Regions from separate parts of the Mus musculus genome. Here region 2 is linked to region 1. A link is a contact called in ENCODE POLR2A ChIA-PET data. All regions are on one chromosome and are shown on one strand. The core of a region is the stretch at or near the end of the contact, and the rest is flanking DNA. Distances in the headings are between cores, read along the strand shown.

Evidence for each region. ChIA-PET counts read pairs that join two places held with the same protein, here RNA polymerase II (POLR2A).
Region 2: POLR2A ChIA-PET joins it to region 1 with 11 read pairs in Patski. The contact joins the promoter of E430018J23Rik here to the promoter of Zfp768 in region 1. POLR2A ChIA-PET finds 5 or more read pairs at or near these places in 2 of 5 experiments (Patski and embryonic stem cell).

The regions. Positions count from the first base shown.
Region 1 is chr7:127,343,078-127,347,705 of GRCm38, forward strand. It overlaps Zfp768 (zinc finger protein 768), which reads right to left and starts at 2,237. Exons shown (of 2, transcript NM_146202.1): 1 at 2,072-2,237; 2 at 1-1,798. The coding sequence starts at 2,159. The coding sequence ends at 180.
Region 2 is chr7:127,391,191-127,395,818 of GRCm38, forward strand. E430018J23Rik (RIKEN cDNA E430018J23 gene) reads right to left here and starts at 2,431. Exons shown (of 3, transcript NM_198011.2): 1 at 2,063-2,431; 2 at 1,811-1,924; 3 at 1-1,325. The coding sequence starts at 2,246. The coding sequence ends at 238. It also overlaps a transcript of Zfp764 not described here.

The DNA of each region.
Region 1 (4,628 bases), core at 987-3,486:
CTGGCCTCCCTCCAACCCCTCCATAGCCCAACTCTCATACTTCTTGAGGGCATGTGACTTCCTGCACCCTGACCCATCTTCTAGAATATTTCGTCCTTCTATTCTCCACCAGCTTTTCCTCTATCCATAAATTCCTTGACCCCATCTCTTCTGCACACCACCTCCCCACCCGTGACTGGTTAACGGCGGCCGGCTGCGTGGGTCCGCTGGTGGCGGATGAGGTCGGAGCTCTGCGAGAAGGCCTTTCCACAGTCATCACACTTATAAGGTCGCTCCCCACTATGCACGCGATGGTGCTGTAGCAGCGTGGAGGAGCGACAGAAGCCCTTGCCACACACAGCGCAGCGGTACGGCCTCTCGCCTGTGTGGGAACGCTGGTGCTGAATGAGTGTAGAGGAGCGGTTGAAGGTCTTGCCACAATCGGGGCAGCTGTACGTGCGGCCTGGCAGGTGGGTGCGGGCATGGATGGCCAGAACTGAGCTCTGGCCGAAGCGCTTGCCGCACTCTGGGCACTTGAAGGGCTTTTCACGGGCGTGGCTGCGGGCGTGGGGGATAAGTGCTGACCGTTGGGAGAAGCTTTTGCCACAGATGCCACAGCTGAAAGGCCGTTGCCCAGTGTGCACCCTTTGGTGACTGCGCAGGGACGAGTTCTGGCTATAGCACTTGCCACACTCGGGGCAGCTGTAGGGCCTCTCGTGGCTGTGGGTGCGCTGGTGTCGCAGGAGGTAGGAGCTGTCGCCAAAGGCCTTCCCACAGTGTGGACATTTGTAGGGCTTCTGGCCAGAGTGGGTACGCTGGTGGCGGAGTAGGTAAGAGCTATCAGCGAAGGCCTTGCCGCACCTGGGACACTTGTAGGGCCGCTCGCCTGTATGCGTGCGCTGGTGTTTGATGAGGTCAGAGCTCTGGGAAAAGGCCTTGCTGCAAACCTCACATTTGTAAGGCTTCTCGCCGGTATGGATGCGCTGGTGCTGGATCAGGGTCGAGCCTCGTCCAAAGCTCTTCCCGCAGATGCCACAGATGTTAGGTCGAGGGCCTTGCCCACCCCTGGCCCGGCCACCCCTACGGCCTGGCCCACGCAGGGTTCCTGTCAGATTCAGTGGATTCTGGAGCATCTCAAACTGGGGTGCAGCCAGCAGAGCCCCCGAAGGCATGTCAAATGGAGGCAGCGCTCCTGTGGGCTGCTCCCCAAACCCTTGAGTAAAGGAATCCAGGGGGTGGACTCCTAGGGAGATGCTCAAGGGATTCTTTTCCTCGGGGCTCAGAGGCATCTCTGCACCTTCCTGGAATTTGGAACTTTGAGTTTCAAACTCAGGGCTATGGGTTTTGAACTCAGAATTCTGAACGCCATCTCCAGAGTTCTGCGGTTCATACCCGGGGCTCTGAGATTCATACCCTGGACTTTGAGATTCAAATTCGGGGCTCTTTGAACCGTACCCAGGGCTTTTGGGTTCATACCTAGGACTCCCAGGTTCACAGCCAGGGCTCCTGGGATGGCAGCCAGGGCTTCGGGGCTCATACTTAGGACTCTGGGATTCAAACTCCGGGCTCTGAGGATCTGATTCAGGACTTCTGGGTGCAAACTCAGGGCTTGGGGGCACAAACCCAGGGCTTCGGGATTCAAACCCTGGGCTTTCAGGCTCAAACCTGGGGCTCTGGGATTCAAATTCTGGGCTTTGTGGCTCAAACTCTGGGCTTTGGGGTTCAAGCCCAAAAGGTATTTCTTCAACTTCATAGTCCCCATTGCCTTCTCGCTGAGAAATTTCCCCTTCTTCATTCTCACTTGTGTTGCCTGCAGGATCTGAGAATTACAGAAAATCCAGATTGAATGGGGGTCTGGAAGGTCATTGGGTCCATTAATTGTCCCAAAATTCTCTTCCCACTCCCCAAGCAGGGTCATTGGCCCCTACAAGTGAGGTGACAAAATGTACCACCTCCCCTCTAAAGACCCGGGGCACTCAGTCTCCACCCTCCACCCCACTTCCAAGTGTTTAAGATTCCGGCCTTATTTCCCTCCCGCAGGCCACAGCCCAGTTTTCTGGCACACTCCTAAGAGGCGCGGTCCTTCCCTCACCTTTGAGAGACCCTTCGGGGCTGCCCACTGCGTTGGGACTGTGCACATCCCGGGACTCCAGGCCCCACGACGACGCCTCCCGCTCCATCCCTGCCAGTTCCCAGTGCGGCGGCGGTGGCGATGGCGGACGATCCTACGACCCAGTTCGAGTGCCTGGAGCCCCGAGCCCTCGCCACCCGCGCGTTCAGAGCCTCCGAGGAGACCGGGCGGCCTGGCTTCGGCCGCGAAGGCCGGACGTCTTGACCCTGGGCCTCTCCGGCCCCGCCCCTGTCCGCTGCCCCGCCCCCCTCCCAAGGTCCCCGATTGTCTCGTGGCCCTCACCGGCCCCCGCGCGTCGTGGCCTCGGAGGTGAGGGGCGAGGCGACTCCTCCGGCCGTCCCCCAGCCACAACTCCCAGCCCGAGACCCTCTAGTCTCGGCCCCTAGCCCCGGCCGGGCTACTGCGCCCCTGCCCCCTCCCCCCGCACAGGAAGTGTCCGTCCCTGGCCAGTTCCCCCCGCTGGCTCGCGCCGCGGCCTCTCTAGGAGCGGCTGGAGGTGGAAACTCGTTGGCATTAACCCTGGACTGGATCTCCCGGGCCTCGGGGGGTGGGGGCGACCCGACGCCCCGGAGCCGGCGGGAAGGGCAACAGCAGTTTGTGTGTCTGTATCGCGGGTCTCGGCCTAACCGGGGACCTGTCTGCAGGTTTCTCCGACCATGTGCTGGCTACTGAGTGTGGCCAAGGGCGAAGCGGCAAGTGAGACCAAGGTCAGCGAGAAGGAGCGACGCTTCCCGGCGCCAGCGGGGGAGGCGGCTAGCTCCTCGCCTCAGCCTCGGGGCACTCGGACTGGCACCGGGAACGCGGACGGACGCCCGTTTGACCGCACAACCAGGCTCTGGAGCCCAGAGCCTGCTAGCCCGCCGAGCTACGACAGTGACACCCGCGCCCACTCCCCCCTCCCTCGCCCTCCCCTCCCCCTCCGCGATGCGGGCTCGTTGCCAGAGAAACAGCTCCGCCTCCGCGCCGCGAGGCACCGCCCACTCCTCCCAGGATTGGTTGTTGGGGCCGGCTGTCTCTGCTTCACCGTGGTCCCGGGGTCACCGTGGGTCCGGGCCGTGTAGAGCAGAGGGCGTTCAGGCCATTCTAACAGGATGCCCGGAATGCCTGCGGGAGTGAGAGAGGGAGGCGCCGGGCGTCTCCTCGCGAGCTCGGCCTGCGCTTTGTAAACTTTCCCCTGAGCCGTTTGTCCTGTATTAGGAAGAATGGAAGCCTAGGGCTCTTAGGGTAGACACCCTTCCTCCTCTGCTTTTCTCCCTTCTCGTTTCTTCTGCTCTCAGGTTTTACAGGTGCTGAGGGGCCACTCCAGAGATACTAACATAGGACGACCTTTAATTTCTTCCCTTTCCAAATCTTGTGTTTGATTCCTCGTTTCTTGATTTTCTCACAAGCGTGCGGGACAGTTCGGAGAGTGACACTGAAGAGTTCCAGAAGGGAAGGGGGAGGGGGAAGGGGAGAGAAGAGAAGAGAAGAGAAGAGAAGAAAAGAGAGGAGAAAAGAGAGAAGAGAAGAAGAGAAGAGAAGAGAAGAGAAGAGAAGAGAAGAGAAGAGAAGAGAAGAGAAGAGAAGAGAAAGAAGAGAAGAGAAAGAAGGAAGGTGGGCCAAACAGGCCCTTTTATAGCAAGCCAGACCTACCTGGCTGTTGCTAGGTAACTGTTGGGCGGAGCGTAGAAGGAATACCTGCAGATAGCCCTGGCCCCGCCCAGTCTGCGGGCCCTGTTCAGCCTTTCTCCCTGTCTCCCTGTGCTCTGCACTCTTCCAGATGGCTTTGGCTGTTCTCTCTCTCCTATCGACAATTAGAAATAAGATAAAGACTTTCCCCTAACTCTCGCATGGAACAGTCGTGTCGTCAGTATCATCTAATCTAATCTAATCTAATCTAATCATTTTCTACTCTTCTACTGAAGCAAGTTTGGTAGTCTTGACAGCTAACGAGCCAATTCGCTGCGCTCAGCTTCCTGCATACTATAATCAAGGGTTTTCACAGCCAGCAAGTTTGAAGATTCTGAAGACTCTGCTAAGCCTTTTGGGTGTCAGATGTCCAGATCTAGTAGTGATGTGTCTGTCCAGGAATGGTCTCTCTTTACCTCAGACTGGCCTTGACTTCTCTATGAACTGAGGATCCTCTTGTCCCCGTCTCCAGAGGACTGGGACTATATGTATGTGACACCATGCTCGGCCTTGTGAGTATGAGGCAAAGACTCCATCAACTGAGCTACACCCCTAGCTGCCTCCTCCTCTTTCTCTCCTCCTCCTCCTCTTCCTCCTCTCCCCTCCCTTTTCCCTCCCCCTCTCCCGCCCTCTCCCCCTCCTCTTCCTCATCTTTCTGTCTTCTTCTGTTTCTCCTTTTCTTCATAACCAAGTTGAGAACAGTCAAGTTGGCAGCCACAGTGCCTCTCCCAAGCAGATTTGTATTCACTCCCCCGTTGTTGAACTAGAAAAAAAAAATGTCCTTCAATAGCAGACACATTCAGCCATGGGTCACAACACCCTGCTTTCTGGGAAAACTGCTTTTATGCCC
Region 2 (4,628 bases), core at 1,181-3,680, 48 kb after region 1:
AGGAAAAGGCCCTCGCTTCTCATGGAGCTCTAGTGGGGTTGCCCAGCCCAGCCCAATAGACGCCAGGACGACGGTACATCCGGAGTGTGTGCAGATGCATCTGGAAACCTCCTAGAAGACTGTACCCGGTGCTCAGACCAGCAGTACCTAGAATGTCTGTGACTTCAGGAAGATGCCATAGGTTCAACCCTCTGGGCCTCAAACAATGTACATATTTCACCCTCTATGTTGGTGCCTTTAAGACCATCCCCCACACTCCTGGAATATCTCTGGATAATGTTGGAAGCCCACAGGTGGATCCGGGTCCTCTTGGCTAGGGTCTAGGGATATAGATAACTGACTGAATTTTTTGTCCTTATGGCCTTTAGCTCCTGGTCTATGGACCCACTGGTGCTTTGTCACAGCTGACTTCGTGGGAAAGCGTCTGCCACACTGAGGGCAGGGGTAGGGTCGTTCACCACTGTGGGTCCGCCTGTGGGCTGCCATGTCAGAGCTCTGTCGAAAGCAGCGTCCACAGTCAGGGCATGAATAAGGCTTTTCACCCGTGTGGGTGCGCATGTGACACTGAAGATATGCGGCCCGGGCAAAGGCTCTGCCGCAGTGAGTGCAAGTGAAGGGGGTCACACCGCTGTGTACCACCCGCTGGTGCTCACGGAGCCCAGAGCTCTGGCTGAAGCAGCGTCCACAATCAGCACAACAGTAAGGCTTCTCCCCAGTGTGGACACGGAGATGGGCAATGAGGCCAGAGCGATGCGTGAAAGCTCGGCCACAGTCAGAGCAACAATGAGGCCGTTCCCCTCTGTGTATGGCCCGGTGAGAGCTCAGGGAAGAAGGCCGGCTGAAAGATTTGTTGCAGTCAGGGCAATGGAACGGCTTTTCGCCTGTGTGAGTGTACATGTGCGCCACCAATGTGGACCGCTGGGTAAAACTCTTCCCACAGTCAGGACACTGATGCGGCCGTTCCCCTCGGTGTATGGCTCGATGCATGCTCAGGGAAGAAGCCCGGCCGAAATACTTGTCGCAGTCTGGGCACTGAAATGGCTTTTCACCTGTGTGAGTGTACAGGTGCTCCACCAGTTTGGACTGGTGGGCAAAACTCTTCCCACACACATGGCACCCATGACGCTGGTCTGCTTTTAGGATAGGGTTGTGCACCGCAACAGTGGGGTGCCCCTGCTGAGAGTTCTTGAAAAGCAGCTCCAAGTTGCAAGAAGGGGAAGCAAAGGAGGGGCGTGGCTCCATAGGCCCAGCTTCTGGAGAAAGTATCTTCTTGGTTGCCTTGGTCTCTTCCCTTGGTCTCTTCCCTTCCTTCTCGTGCCTGCAATCTGCTGGGAGACCATGACAAAGCTCAGACTCTGACTCTACTGCCCCTCGATTCCCACAGCCCCACATGGAAACAGGGCACAGGAGGGGAGAGGCCACAGCATCTGAGCATGCGTGGTGCACAGATGTCCAGATGCAGCATAAAGAAAGGTGTCTGTGTGGTCCCCATTCCCAAGTGCAGTGAGCTAAGCACTTGTCAGAGGTGGACAGCAAGAACTGAAGGAGACTCCAGAACGCAGTCACAGAGATGGCAGCAGAGGAGTGGGAACGAGGGGCTACAACCTATACAGCCTAGTGACCCTGTAGATATGAGGTGAGAGCACTGGACAGAACCCTTTTCAGATGAATCCAGGGGCCAGCCATCATGGCTTTGGCCAAGAAACAGAAAAACAGGGAAGAAACTGCCAGGCAGTAAGTGCAGTCACTAGAAGACACCACACAGGCTGGCAACACAGAAGTTTCCCCAGGCAAGTACCCAGTCCTTCACCTGAGTGGACTTCTGTCCTGCACATGGCCACCTCTGGCTCCTGGGCACCGGGTCCCCACACTTCGGACTCTTCCTCCACCCAGCAGATGAGCGCTGGTTTGTCGCCCCCGACTTCTGGAGGGAAAGATAGCAAACCCCACGAGTCAGGTCGACCCACTTGTTACGACCACCCGTACCCAGGGAACTCCGATCCACCGCATGACCCACAGTGTCAAGGGCTACGCGAACCCAGGCGGCCAGGAAGGTTCTCACCCAGAGAGGCCAGGAGACCATAGGTCTCGCGCATCACCTCTCGGTACAGGGTTCTCTGCGCCGGCCGCAGACACCTCCACTCCTCCGGGGAGAAGTACACGGCCACGTCCGCGAAGCTCACAGTCCCAGGCTTAAGGAATGCAGGCCAAGCGGAGGCCCTTTCCGGGGCCATCCGCGGCGCCATGGGGACTCCCCGCACTGTTCCGTGATCTGCCTGGCGTCCCCTGGATCGCCTGCCAGATCCTAGGTTGCCGCGGTGGGGTACCAGGGCTGAGAAAGGACATATATCAGGTCCGTGAGCACCCTAATGTAGGTGAAAATTGAAGATTCCTAGAAGCAGGTACAGATGCAAGACGTGGTGATGAACTCATAGAAATGGTAGCAGTATTTGTGCATAAACGTGTGGGGGCGGGGCGGGGCGGGGCGGGGCGGGGAGTAACAAGAACCTTGATCCCTGGGGTCCCGCCCAAGGTTACGTCACCGGATTTCCTGGGTCATTGTTTTCTAGCCCTCATCCAAAATGGCCAAAGTGTCTACAAGTGCCAATCTAAGACCAAGACTGAAGTGGACGTGCCTATGTGGGCGGGGACTCCAGGACCGCGAGTATCGTGCAGTTGAGGAATGGTACAGATTCTGTGTGTTCACACCACTCTCAAGTTAAGCTAGGTGGAAGCAGTCTGTGAATTTTGGGTTGGGGTAGAATCTGAGAAAACTCATTTCAGAGATAGAAGTTTAAAAATGAAAGCTTTATTTCTGTGCACGCGTATGTAGTGGCCAATTTGGGAGCTGAACAGCATCCCGGAACAGAGCTTATATAACGTTTTCATAGGATGAAAACACAAAGCAAGGGGGACTTGGGTGCACTGTTGCGTTAGTCAGTCTTTCACACAATGGGTTAAGCAAGGAAGTTAACTTTGGTGACTGGACCTCATCAGCGTCACTTTGTTTCAGGTTCCTTGATTTAGCTTTTGCAGCCAGGTCGCATCCTGGACTGGTCTGGAATTTAGAATGATAAGGGAACAATGGAGTGGGCAATCTGCACATTTATGACTTGTGTGCCTTAGTTTAGACAGCAAATAACAGCAACATCCCTCTTTACAGCCTTTACTGGATAACAAACATGAAACACCTAAAGTCACAGGATAGTTGTTAGTTCCAGCCTGGGATCCTGAACCCTGTCAGCAAGATGGAGGTCCAGCAATGGCTGGACTCAGGAATTAACAGGTGTTTGGTGTTTTTCTTCTGGTCAGTGTATTGTGGAGCCCCAGAAAGCCTGTGGCAGGAAGAATATTAATAAGCTAGAAAGTATAGCAGTCTCAGAGGTTGTTTCCACCAGCTTGGTCTACACATCTCAAAGTAGTTGAGAAATACTGTCCTTGACACATGTCTGAGATCATAGAGCTGGTCTTTGATCAGCCAGGACACTCGGAACATTCACGACCTAATCTTCTAAAACTCTACATCTGCCCATCTGGATTTTTTTTCCCCTTCACTTCCAGGAAGGAATTAAAGTTTCTGGGAAGATTGTGAGATTCCCATGAAATATCCAAGAGAGGAATGAGGCCCTACTCACGGTCATATACATCCAGGTTTTCAGTCTGGTTCATTGCTATTTTAATATAAAATACCTACCTATGAAAGGAATCTTGGCTGGGCAGTGGTGGCACACGCCTTTAATCCCAGCACTTGGGAGGCAGAGGCAGGCGGATTTCAGAGTTTGAGGCCAGCCTGGTCTACAGAATGAGTTCCAGGACAGCTAGGGCTACCTAGAAAGCCTGTCTCGAAAAAACAAACAAAAAAAAAAAAAAAAAAGGAAAAAAGAAAGAAAAAAAAGAAAGGAATCTTATCTGTACTCAGCATCATTCACAGCAAATGTTAATTTGCTAAATTTCTTTCTTTCTCACTGGGGAGGCGCTTCAGCCAGACTTCAGGACAAGGGGCTATCTTCCTTTGTCATGCACCCATAATTTTCCCTGCCTTTCTTCTATGTCTTGGTGCAAATACATTGGGTCAAGATCAGGTTTCTGCTCACTGTACTAAACTTAAAGATGGAGCAGGTATGACTTCCCATGGCCCAGAGTGATTTCAGATCTCCCAGCAGATTGTGCCAAGGTCCGAGTGACACAGGGAGCTTCGGCTCTGGGAGGCTGCTGACAGTGAGTGCCCAGGATGCATGCGGTGCACAGCTATGGCAGAGCTTTGGTGGGAGTGCTGCTCTGGGCTGTCAGCTGCTGTCTTCAGAATGTGAAACCCATTGTTCCAAGCCCCTCTGCCTTTTAAAGTTTCAGTCGGATGATCAGATGTTATCTGATGGGCCTGACACCAGCATCCTCAGCGGCTGTGTGTCTGTCTGACGAGTGTTCATAACCAGAATACACAAAGAACTCAAAAAACAAACAAAAAAATCCACATATGACCCATTCAGAATAAGGGCATAGCATCTGAATACAGAGTTCTAAAGGGAAGAAATAGGAATGACTAAGAAATATCTCCAGAAATGTTCATCATCCCTAGCAATTACAGAAATGAAAGTCAAGACAATGTCTTTTGAGATTTCATCTGACCC